2 separate regions of the Homo sapiens genome follow, and region 2 is linked to region 1. The links are chromatin contacts, found by Hi-C or POLR2A ChIA-PET in ENCODE. All regions are on one chromosome and are shown on one strand. The core of a region is the stretch at or near the end of the contact, and the rest is flanking DNA. Distances in the headings are between cores, read along the strand shown. Region 1 overlaps ARHGAP26 (Rho GTPase activating protein 26). Region 2 overlaps ARHGAP26 (Rho GTPase activating protein 26).

What was found. Hi-C counts contacts between places; a loop is a spot of excess contacts on that map. ChIA-PET counts read pairs that join two places held with the same protein, here RNA polymerase II (POLR2A). Pooled maps may share reads with other maps.
Region 2: a map of CD14-positive monocyte shows a loop between it and region 1 (4-fold over the local background). The contact joins two enhancer-like sites. A Hi-C loop is called at or near these places in 1 of 168 maps with a recorded cell type or tissue (CD14-positive monocyte) and 7 of 50 pooled maps. POLR2A ChIA-PET finds 5 or more read pairs at or near these places in 4 of 52 experiments (CD4-positive, alpha-beta T cell, CD8-positive, alpha-beta memory T cell, OCI-LY7 and 1 more).

The regions. Positions count from the first base shown.
Region 1 is chr5:143,006,705-143,011,815 of GRCh38, forward strand. All of the region lies in intron 11 of ARHGAP26 (Rho GTPase activating protein 26), which reads left to right. Among named protein-coding and RNA genes, the nearest start is that of ARHGAP26-AS1, 140 kb to the left of the region's middle. RefSeq lists an enhancer at 2,051-3,250. Within about 2 kb of position 2,492, at least 8 of the 41 ENCODE cell types and tissues checked have a DNase peak (open chromatin) inside an H3K27ac peak, as active enhancers do; they include CD14-positive monocyte, where a contact is called at or near this core.
Region 2 is chr5:142,803,541-142,809,023 of GRCh38, forward strand. All of the region lies in intron 1 of ARHGAP26 (Rho GTPase activating protein 26), which reads left to right. Among named protein-coding and RNA genes, the nearest start is that of ARHGAP26, 36 kb to the left of the region's middle. RefSeq lists a silencer at 3,910-3,959. Within about 2 kb of position 4,216, at least 12 of the 41 ENCODE cell types and tissues checked have a DNase peak (open chromatin) inside an H3K27ac peak, as active enhancers do; they include CD14-positive monocyte, where a contact is called at or near this core.

The sequences.
Region 1 (5,111 bases), core at 1,242-3,741:
AGAACCAATAGCTGGCTCCCTGGCTCTGACCCCTTGAGTTGAGACACATCCTTATTTACTCCAGGCTATTCATGCTTCAGATTCAAACAATTCCTTCCCAAAAGCTTTTCCAAGTGTGGCCTGTGGCCCATGGGTGAAAAGAGAAGTCCTGATCTAGAAAAATCATGTCCATTCATGGGTGGCATTCCACAGACTAAGGGTGTCTTACAGTAACTTCTCAGGGGTGTTATTAAAAGTTCCTAAGCCTGGGCACAGTGGCTCATGCCTGTAATCCTAGCACTTTGGGAGGCCGAGGCGGGTGGATTGCCTGAGCTCAGGAGTTCGGTGAAACCCCATCTCTACTAAAATACAAAAAATTAGCCAGGTGTGGCCTGTAGTCCCAGCTGCTCAGGAGACAGGTGAATCGCTTGAACCCAGGAGGCAGAAGTTGCAGTGAGCCGAGATCGCACCACTGCACTCCAGCCTGGTTGACAGCAAGACTCTGTCTCCGAAAAAAAAAAAAAAAAAAAAAAGTTCCTAAATTTAGCCTGTATTAGTGTTTGCCGAGCATTCTAATGTGTTCAACTGAGAAATCTGCCACAGAGTCTTTGGCAACCCTGGCCAGTTCTCTCTGTATGTGCTGATAGGTTTTAGGAGGGTTGTTTTTTGGGCATCCTAAAATGTCTCAAGCTGGTTGTGGTTTTTAATTACTGCCACACTTGTATTAATTGGAAGTTTGTAGAATTCCTGTTATGCTTAAATTGGGTGGAAATTTTGTTATTACATAATGGTTGCATTGTTGCCATTTTAATTACTGCTTAGCCTCTTTTGAGTTCTTTGTTAATTGGCAGGCTGTTTTTCCTCTGGAAAGCAGGACTGGGTGGAGAAGTTGTATGAAGTTGTGGCTGAGTACAGACTCTACTGTGCTCTGCCTAAATCGAATCCTGGCTCTGTAATTTGCTAGTATGTAACCTTTGGAAAGTTAATTAACCCATATGATGCTATGAAATAGAGGCAGGTGTAGTACCCCATAGGCTTGAGGATGAAATAAAATCATTCGTTTAAACGCTTAGTATGGTGTTTGGCACATAATTGATAGTGAAAAAGTGGTTGGTGGCAGGTGGCTATTTTTATGTTTGATTGCTGTTTTAAAAAAGATTAAGAACCATTGATTTAAACGTTGACCTTAGATTGTCTCCTTTCCTTTCCCTTCATCTCTTAATTAGTTTCAGTTGGTTATATTACATTGCCAACAAGACCAATGCCACAGGGTCCCTCAAATGACATTTCCCATCCTTAGCCATTTATCCCATAGGGGATACATTTCCATCACCAGAAGAGGCTTTTTGTTTTGTTTTTTTAAACACAAAGTGGGAAGAGAAGGAAGGAGGAAAATGACAGTGATGAAGATGAAAGTTAATCCTTATAGAATGTTCAATAGGCCATAGAATTTACATTCAGTGCTGTGTTGAATATTGTATATCTATGATTCCATTTAATTATTACAACAATCCTAAGTGGTGGAGAGTGTTACTATCCCCCTTTTTCAGATGGCAAGACTGAGGTCTAGGGATGATAACTGATGTGCATGTTAGCCAATAAACAGTAAAGTTGGACTTTGAACCTAAGCAGTAGATTACTACAAATCTGTCGCCACTGACAGACACAATTCAAAAGAGCAAGCTGTTTTGATTCTAGTGATGGTGGACCCACTTTGTCATGCAGAGGAGATGAGATGATATTCGATGGTGTAGAACCAGCCTGTTGTTTTAAGATGTTGACACATTGCCTTATTCAGTGTGTCTCCACATTGGTACATCAGGGGAACAGCCAGGTGGGAGGAGACTTGGAGAAAACCTCAGGGGATCATAGAGTTTGGATGTGCATTTGGGTAAAGATGGTGCAGTTTAGAGAGGAGCATCAGTTTTAAACAAATTTCCTTATGAACCTATTTCCCCAGCATCTTTATTTTGTCCAGATTTTGATCCAAAGTGTGGTATGGCTAAGCTCTAATGCAGCTGTGTGTGAAAGGGAAAAGTTAGATTGTTTTGTCAAATTTTTGCTTTACTTATGTCTTTAATATCTACATTTGAAAAACAAGCCTCTCTGTTTTCTCAGTATGGCTTGGATAATGGTAATAAAGGTACTCATAGAAAAATTCTGGGAATCCAGATGACTCTGTGTATTCTCTGTTAATTCTGTAGGGACATGTAAACTGAACTGGCTCAGCAGTGAACAGAATTTATTGCAAAATCACATCTTGGTGCAGAGGAAGCATATGAAGGCTTTCCTCGCCCTCCTTTGATTTATTAAATTGTACTTTCATTGCAGCTTCTGGGTAAGGACTCAGAATTGCAGTGCCCTGTGATTTGTATCAAAGAGCTACTCTCCCCCCCTGGTGTTTATCGTCAGGATCGAACCCTGTGGTTCAGAGAGAATATGAAGTGTTACTTCTATACTAGATGCCAGCTGGTTGCATGGGTTGGTGGTAAATACTCCAGGCTAGAATCAGAAGGCTGTTCCCAGTTTCATTTTCTTTCTGACTCAGGGCAAGTTCTTCCTTCCGGTGATTCACCTGCCCAGCTGCCCACAACATCTCACCTTTATCATCGTCAGCATCATCATCGTCGTCATTGTCATCATCGTCATCACAATGACTTATTGATCATGTGGTTAGTGGTTAAGTGCTTGGGCTCTGGAGACAGACCGTGGGAGTTCCTGTCTGGACTCTGCCCATTTCCAGCTGTCTGACCTTGGCCATGTGACCTAACTTCTCTAATGCCTCAGTTTTCTCATCTCTGTGAAAGGAATAATTAGGCTGGTATGAGAACCGAATAAGACAATGCACACAGAATGCTTGGCATGATGTCTGGCACATGGCAGGGGTTTTGTCATCATCATCATTATTAATTTCTATCTGTCATAATTATTCTTTAATGATTCTTAGATGGACCGTGATAAGATAAAGTAAACACATGTAATTTCTCTTCTTCAGAAGCATATACTTGAAAATAGATACTTGTTGGCACGGATCTTTAACAAATCTTCATATACAATGGTCAGTAGAAACTAGACTATACCTACATCAAAGTATAGAAACCCAAAGGAGATAATGTTCCCAAGTTTTAGAGTACTCAGATAGAGCTTAGCTTCAGTTGGGTTGTTGAAGGTGCATTAACTGTTTCAGTCTTCTGAGGAGCCACAGATCAGGCATTTAGTGCCCCTTGTCCGCTTGGGTTGCTCCTGGAGAGTTGAGTTCTATTGTATTAAGGTAGATGCTCTCAAGAGGCTTACCTGAAAGCATATAAATTTGAGATTGCTAATCATAAGACAAAGCTATGGTCAAAGTGATCTTTCAGGACATTGCTCTTGCCTCTGAACCTCAGTCTGATGCTAGTGGGCAACTGTGAGATCTGTAGAAGAAGGATAGCCCAGAGCAGACTGACCATTTCTAAAGGGTGAATTGCATGCTCTTTGCTTCTGTCAGTATAGAAGGTATTTATGAACCATAATACCAACCACTGGAGTGACTTGGTAGTGATATACATTTGCCACTGCCTAGAAAGGTAAAAGGGTATTGGAACATCCTTTTAGAGGCAAGATAGAATAGTACACCACTGACCAGCTCTGTGTCCTTAGACAAACTGTGTAACCACTCTGGGTCTCAGGTTCCATATCTCTAAAATGTGAATAATACTAGACCTCATCCATATGGTGGTTGCAAGGATTAGATGTTGCCATGTGTGGTGCTTGGTAAGTGCTAGGTAAACAAAACCATTCCTGCTTAGTGCTGTGACTGAGCCACCATCTGGTTGCTTCCCCACCCTGGGCCTTCTTTGTTGGGCCCTGTAGTCACAAAGTCCTGGTAAGCAGGATTTGTTAGCTTCATTTCAAAACTCATTCTCTTTGGCTCATTAACCCAAACCAGACAGAGATTAACAGCCTGGCCTCAGAGGAGCAGGTGAGTACATGTTTCTGGTGCCTTTGACTCATTGATTATCCTTCTCCAATTCAGGGAATGCTTGGGTGTTCCAGGAAGGGGTCTCCCGAGACCCAGGAAACCTTGAAAGAGAGTAATTTGGCACAAATTCATCTCCTAATGAAGGAGGGCTGGAAGTCCTGCATTTTACTATTCCTTCTGGATTTTGCCAGCTATAAATAGAAGCAAGGTTCCCTTGGATAGAATGTTTGAATTTACTAGGAGAAATGCAGGGATCAAGGATGGCTGAAGAAAAATACTTGCCAAAGTGTGGTCTTCTCTTCTGCACTTCCCTTGCCCAACTTTCCAAGGTTAGTGAATGCCGGTCAGCATGGATTGCTGGTCTTAGCTATTACACTGTGACCCATTTCACTCACAGGTCACAAGGCTCTGCAGGATCGGATTGCTGCCCCTCTGCCCTATCCTTATCTCCTACCCCTCTCTGCATTGCACTGATTGCTAATCACACTGGCCTTCTTCCTTCAAATGCAATGACTTTTCACCTTCCAAGGACCTGTACTTTCTGTTGGCACTAGCCCCCACGTCTTCCCAAGGAGGTACCCCTCATCATTCAGGCCTGGCGCAAACGTCATCTCTTCCGAGAGGCATTTCCTCGCCTAAAGTCCACAATAAACCCCCGCTTTTTTTTTTTTTTTTTTTTTACTTTCTCCAATGTACTTATCAATATTTGAAGTAATCATAAATGTGCATCTGTTTATTTCTGTTTTCTTCAGTAATTGGAAAGTTTTATGAGAGCAGAGATTACAGATGTCTAGTTCATCTGTATCCCCAGCACCTGGAACGTTGCCTGACCATTATAAGCACACAGTAAATATTTGTTAAATACATGGATAAGTAAACGAATTGCAAGCAACATGGGAAATTATTATTTAGGAGGTCTTCAAACTTTTCAAAGCCGCTATGCCCTTCCTCAATAGCCACATGAGTAAAATGGATAAAAGCCAAGGGAGGGGTCATTTGGTCTTAGCTTCTCTCCAACCCCTTTGTTTGTGCAGGTGCTGTGTGGCTCAATTTGGAAACCATGATCTAGCTCAAGTTCATTTATATAGATGATAAAGATGCTGCTGAGGGAGAGTGGGCCACTGTGTTTCCTCTTTTAAGTAGAAATTACACAACCTCTATGTCAGCCTCC
Region 2 (5,483 bases), core at 2,966-5,465, 200 kb before region 1:
CCAAACATTTTTGTTGAGAAATAAGCCGGACGGAAATCTCTGTGATGACACTTCCTTCAACCTCACGCTATTGCCGAACATGCGACAAGGAGGATGTTGGGAATGGAATCATAAGAATCCTCCTGCAGCACGTCAGCAGTTCACCCTGGAGCAGTTAGAGGTCAGCAGGCAGGGACTCTGGTGGCATCTGGGGATGTGTTCTTGGGCTTTAATAGCAGGTAGGAAGCCTTATCTGTGGAGGAGTCCAGCAGTGAACATCCCATTCTGCATGCCAAGGGAACGCACAAATAGGCAACATACAAAAACAAAAGAAGTCAAAGGCCTGGTCCTTGATCACTGAGGAGTGTATAGTTCCAGAGAGGGATAGGACCAGCAGGTATTTACACAACACTTCCTTTGTGACTTTGTATCAGCACTGGTAGGTGCTTTCCACGCACTGTCATAGTAATCCTTAACAGCAGCCCTGTGAACAAGATCCTGTTATTATTCCCATTTTCCACATGAGGAGACTGAAGCTTAGGCTGTGGGATGGAGCCTGCAGCCGTAAAGTCAGCCTGACCTAAAAGTTCCTGTTCTGTCTCTACTCCTTATCAAATATTGCAAGTATAGGTTGAATCATATGAAATTGCCAGTATGTAACAATTTTGACCTACAAAAAACGACAGTTTTATATGGTTCAACTTCATCCAAAGAACGAGACCCAATATTATATACACACACATATATATATTACAAATAACTTGCTATTCCGTAACTATTACACATAACTTGCCGAGGCTGACTAGGGTGAATGAAATATGTGGACCTAGTTTTGGTCTAACCAGGGATGCTTCTGGGAAGCTAGTTTTCATTCATTCACTCACCCACTCACTCATTGGCTCACTCACTGAATGGAAACTTACTGAATTCTTCCAAGCATATTATTAAGCATAGGTTTGAACAGATTTTATTTTTTATTTTTATTTTTTTGAGACCGAGTCTCACTGTGTTGCCCAGGCTGGAGTGCAATGGTGTGATCTCGGCCCACTGCAACCTCTGCCTCCTGGGTTCAAGCAATTCTCGTGCCTCAGCCTCCCGAGTAGCTGGGAATACAGGCATGTGCCACCACACCCAGCTAATTTTTGTATTTTTAGTAGAGACGGGGTTTCACCATGTTGCCTAGGCTGGTCTCAAACTCCTGACCTCAGGTGATCCACCTGCCTTGGCTTCCCGAAGTTCTGGGATTACAGGCATGAGCCACCATGCCCGGGCTGAACAGATTTTTTTTTTTAAACTTTTTATTCAGAAAAATTTCCTTCCTGCTCATTTGTAGTGAATTCTGCTCTCACCATCATGCAACCACTAATCTGTGTTTTGTATGTGGGCCATTTCTGGCCATCTTGTATGAATGGAATCATTCAACGTATGATTGTTTGTGTCTTGCTTCTTTCACTTAGCATAATGTTTTTCGGGTCCATTCATGTTGAAGCATGTGTCACGAGCTTATTCCTTTTTATTGCTGAATAGTAGTCCATCATGTGGCTATACCACATTTTCTTTTTCTTTTTCTTTTTTTCCTTTCTTTTCTTTTTTTTTTTTTTGAGATGGAGTTTCACCCTTTTCGCCAGGCTGGAGTGCAGTGGCGCAATCTCGGCTCACTGCAACCTCCGCCTCTCGGGTTCAAGCAGTTCTCCTGCTTCAGCCTCCCAAGTAGCTGGGATTACAAGCATGTGCCACCACACCTGGCTAATTTTGTATTTTTGGTAGATGTGCGGTTTTGCCATGTTGGTCAGGCTGTTCTCGAAGTCCTGACCGCAGGTGAACCACCCGTCTTTGCCTCCCAAAGTGCTGGGATTACAGGTGTGACCCACCACGCCTGGCCCACATTTAGTTTTTCTATTCTCCAGTTCATAGACATTTGGATCATTTTTACTTTTTGGCTATTATGTATGTTGCTACTATGAAATTTTTGTACAAGTTTTTGTGTGGATGTATCATTTCTCTTGGGTAGGTAACTAGGAGTGGAATTGCTAGGTCATGTGGTAAGTTTGTATTTTACTTTTAGCAGGTTTTTGAGGAGGGAGAGCGAAAAATGAGTTTATATGAAGGCCCAAAAGTGTGACTGAGGTTTGGAATAGCTAATGAGGCAGCTGTAACCTGGAATGAAGTACCAGAACCCAGAAAGATGAGCTGGACAGATTTTAGTAGGAAGGTTAAAGGTGCTCTGGAGTTAGCCAGTGATCCTGCTGCCTCTCCTTCTCTATGAAGCCAGTGTTCCTTTCTTTGCATATTTGGTAGGGTGGGTAAAAGGCTCCTCTTTCTGTTGCTGATTTTGGACCAGGAATGTCATTTTTTAACCTTCCAGTGGCAATAGTCCTTAACCCGGAAGTAGCAATGCTCCCCCTTCTAGAGCATCAATTCCCTAATGTGGAAATCCAGTCCCACAGTTTTCTCTGAGAAAAATGTGGACAGTGTAATATAATGGGTTATTCATAAGCCTAAATTTATATAATGCAAAGGTGTGTGTCTTATTCTTGGAGTGTATCTTTCTTACTGTTTTGGAATAATGAAGACTTTTTGTTGTTGTTGTCGGAGACAGAGTCTTGCTGTTTTGCCCAGGCTGGAATGCAAGGCACAAAGACGGCTCACTGGAGCCTTGACCTTCTGAGCTCAAGTGATCCTCCTGCTTCAGCCTCCCAAGGAGCTGGGACCACGGGCATGTGCCACCAGGCCCATGTATTTTTTTATTTTTATTTTTTGTAGAAACGGAATCTCACTATGTTGCTCAGGCTGGTCTTGAACTTTTGGGCTCAAGCAATCCTCCTGCCTGGGATTACAGTGCTGGGATTACAGGCCTGAGCCATTGTGCTGGCCATGACAACTTTTTAATTCAGTGATGTTAATATATGTTTTTTAACGGTTGTACATGGCATAATAAGTTATAGGCAATGAAATGTGTGTGTGTGTGTGTGTGTGTGTGTGTGTGTGTTTAGTTTAAGTTGGTTGTTGAAATTCCCAAATCTGGGGACTACTTCTCCAAAGAAAGTTTTGGGAAGGCATTAGTTAACATCTTTGTATTTTGCCTTCTTCCGTATTTTCTTACATTATTGTGTAGTGTGGGCATCTAGAGTGATGCCTGGACGACATCACAGTGAAAGATTAGTGCAACGAAGAAAAGACAATCCCAGTTATGTACCCCCCCACTACTTAGACATCTAACTCTGTGTTAATATATGCAGTTGATGGGCACATGTCATCTTAAATCCTTTTGGTAGTACAAAGAAGCCAGAACTAAGTTTAGTTTGGATTTCTTACGCATATTTGGAACTAACCAGCAGTTGACTCATTTCAGGATAAGCAGTTGTTTTCTATGGATATTCTGCTGAGGTTGGAGGCTCTGCACCAACTGTATGTGGTGAGGGCTTTGATATAGAACAGCAGCACTGGATCCAAAGTGTGAAGGGAGCCCTCAGGCTTGCTATACTGTGCCCGTCCTCAAGGTTGGGGCTAGGGAGAGGGATTTTTCTGTAACATGATCCTACAGTACACATAGCCACATTCTCCAGTTAATAATGACAACCGTGATAATGGTTGAAATTAATCACAGTGAAATTAAGGCATGAAATTAATAACAGTGAATGCATTGAGCCAACATCATGCTAAATGCTTTCAGGCATGATGCAATTTGATCCTAGCAACAGTTGTGTTAGACAGGTATGGTTATTCCTTTTTTGTGAGAAGCAACTTAGGGGCAGTAGTGTTTGGTAAATTGCACACTTACCTTGCCACTGACTGAATGAGAGATGTAGAGCCCATTGCCAGAAGGGGCCAAGCCAGGGTTCAAACCTAACCTGTTCTTTTAAAACCATGAGCCTCTCAGATCAGCAGTTTCTACACCAGATTGTATTCCCAGAGGCCCAGCGCTTCAGTTCAGCTGTGCTGCTGAGGTCTTGTGTGTGAAAAGGGAACTGGGAATGGATTCTGCAGGCCATGCTTAGCAAAACCTCCCTGAGGCAGCCCACGGCTCTGGTGTATCCAGCACACTTTATTGCTGCCCCTCTGTCTACAGACGGCTCTATTGATTCAGCCTTGGGAAGTCTTTGCCCCCTGCCCTCTTCACCCTTTTTGTTGATACATTCCCAGAATGTTCAAGTTCACACCCATGTTGCAACCCTGGCTCCTAAGCCTGAGGACAGGATGTGAGTGCCTGCCCTGGTGCTCATGGGTATCAGCGGGACAGAGATTTGTGCTGAGCTGCGTGCTGCTGGCTTCCCCCTTGCCTGTCCTTGGGAACTGGGGACTTTACCCGCTGTCTTTATGCAGTTCTTACAGGCCATATTTTAATGCTGTGTCATCTCTTAGAAAGATGGGTTGAAAAGGATAAACTGGAAGCTTCTATTCATTTCTCTTTTATTTTTAAGAATGTTGTATTTTGGCAGGGTGTGGTGGCTCACGCCTGTAATCCCAGCACTTTGGGAGGCCGAGGCGGGCGGATCACGAGGTCAGGAGATCGAAACCATCCTGGCTAATACGGTGAAACCCCGTTTCTACTAAAAATACAAAAAATTAGCCAGGCGTGGTAGTGGGTGCCTGTAGTCCCAGCTACTCGGGAGGCTGAGGCGGGAGAATGGCATGAACCCGGGAGGCAGAGCTTGCAGCGAGCTGAGATCACACCACTGCACTCCAGCCTGGGCAACAGAGTGAGACATTGTCTCGGAAAAAAAAAAAAAAAAAAAAAAAAAAAAAAAAAAAAAAAATGTTGTATTTTAGGAGAACATTGATCCGAAAGGTGATTTGCATGTCTTTTCTGCTTGTTAAACTCAGCATAGTTTGAGGTGGGGAAATCCCAATCATCTAATTGGTGTCAAATTTTGTTTAGTAGTAATTTCTGCATTCCCTTTTCTTTCCTTTCCTCCTCTCCTCTTTTTTTTTTCTCATCAGTTTAACATTTGCCATAGTTTATGCTTAGCAACCTGTGAGATACGGCTAGTGTCACTCACTTTTGGTAACACGGAGTCACCAAGGTACAGAATAACTAAGTGGGGTATGCAGGGTCTGGCCAGAAATACAATCTTTTGATTGCTAGCCCAGCTGCTTTCCTTGTTATCACTTTGTGGAGCAGGCTGGACATTGACAATGAGTTCTGAGACTGAGTGGAATGGGAGACCCCTCCCAGCTGGTGGTCGAGCTGCCTAGAGCATGGTCCATCTGTTTGGGACTAGGGTTGAGCTCCAAGATGGACCAATCAACCCCACCAAGAAAGAAACCCCTTCTATCACCGCGGAGTGTACCATAGCTCCTGTCAGCCGCTCTGGAAGTTTTTGCCACCAGAAGAGAGATGCAGAGCATCTTTTCTTACCACAGCTGAACTGAGAACATATGTTTCATCCATATATGGCACCTTACTTATTAAGCTTGTGTCCTTGTCCTTTCTAATACTCTGGCACCTTGCCCATCAGATGGCTGCCCCTTTTTATAAGATAAGTGCCTGTATGGCTGGCTGT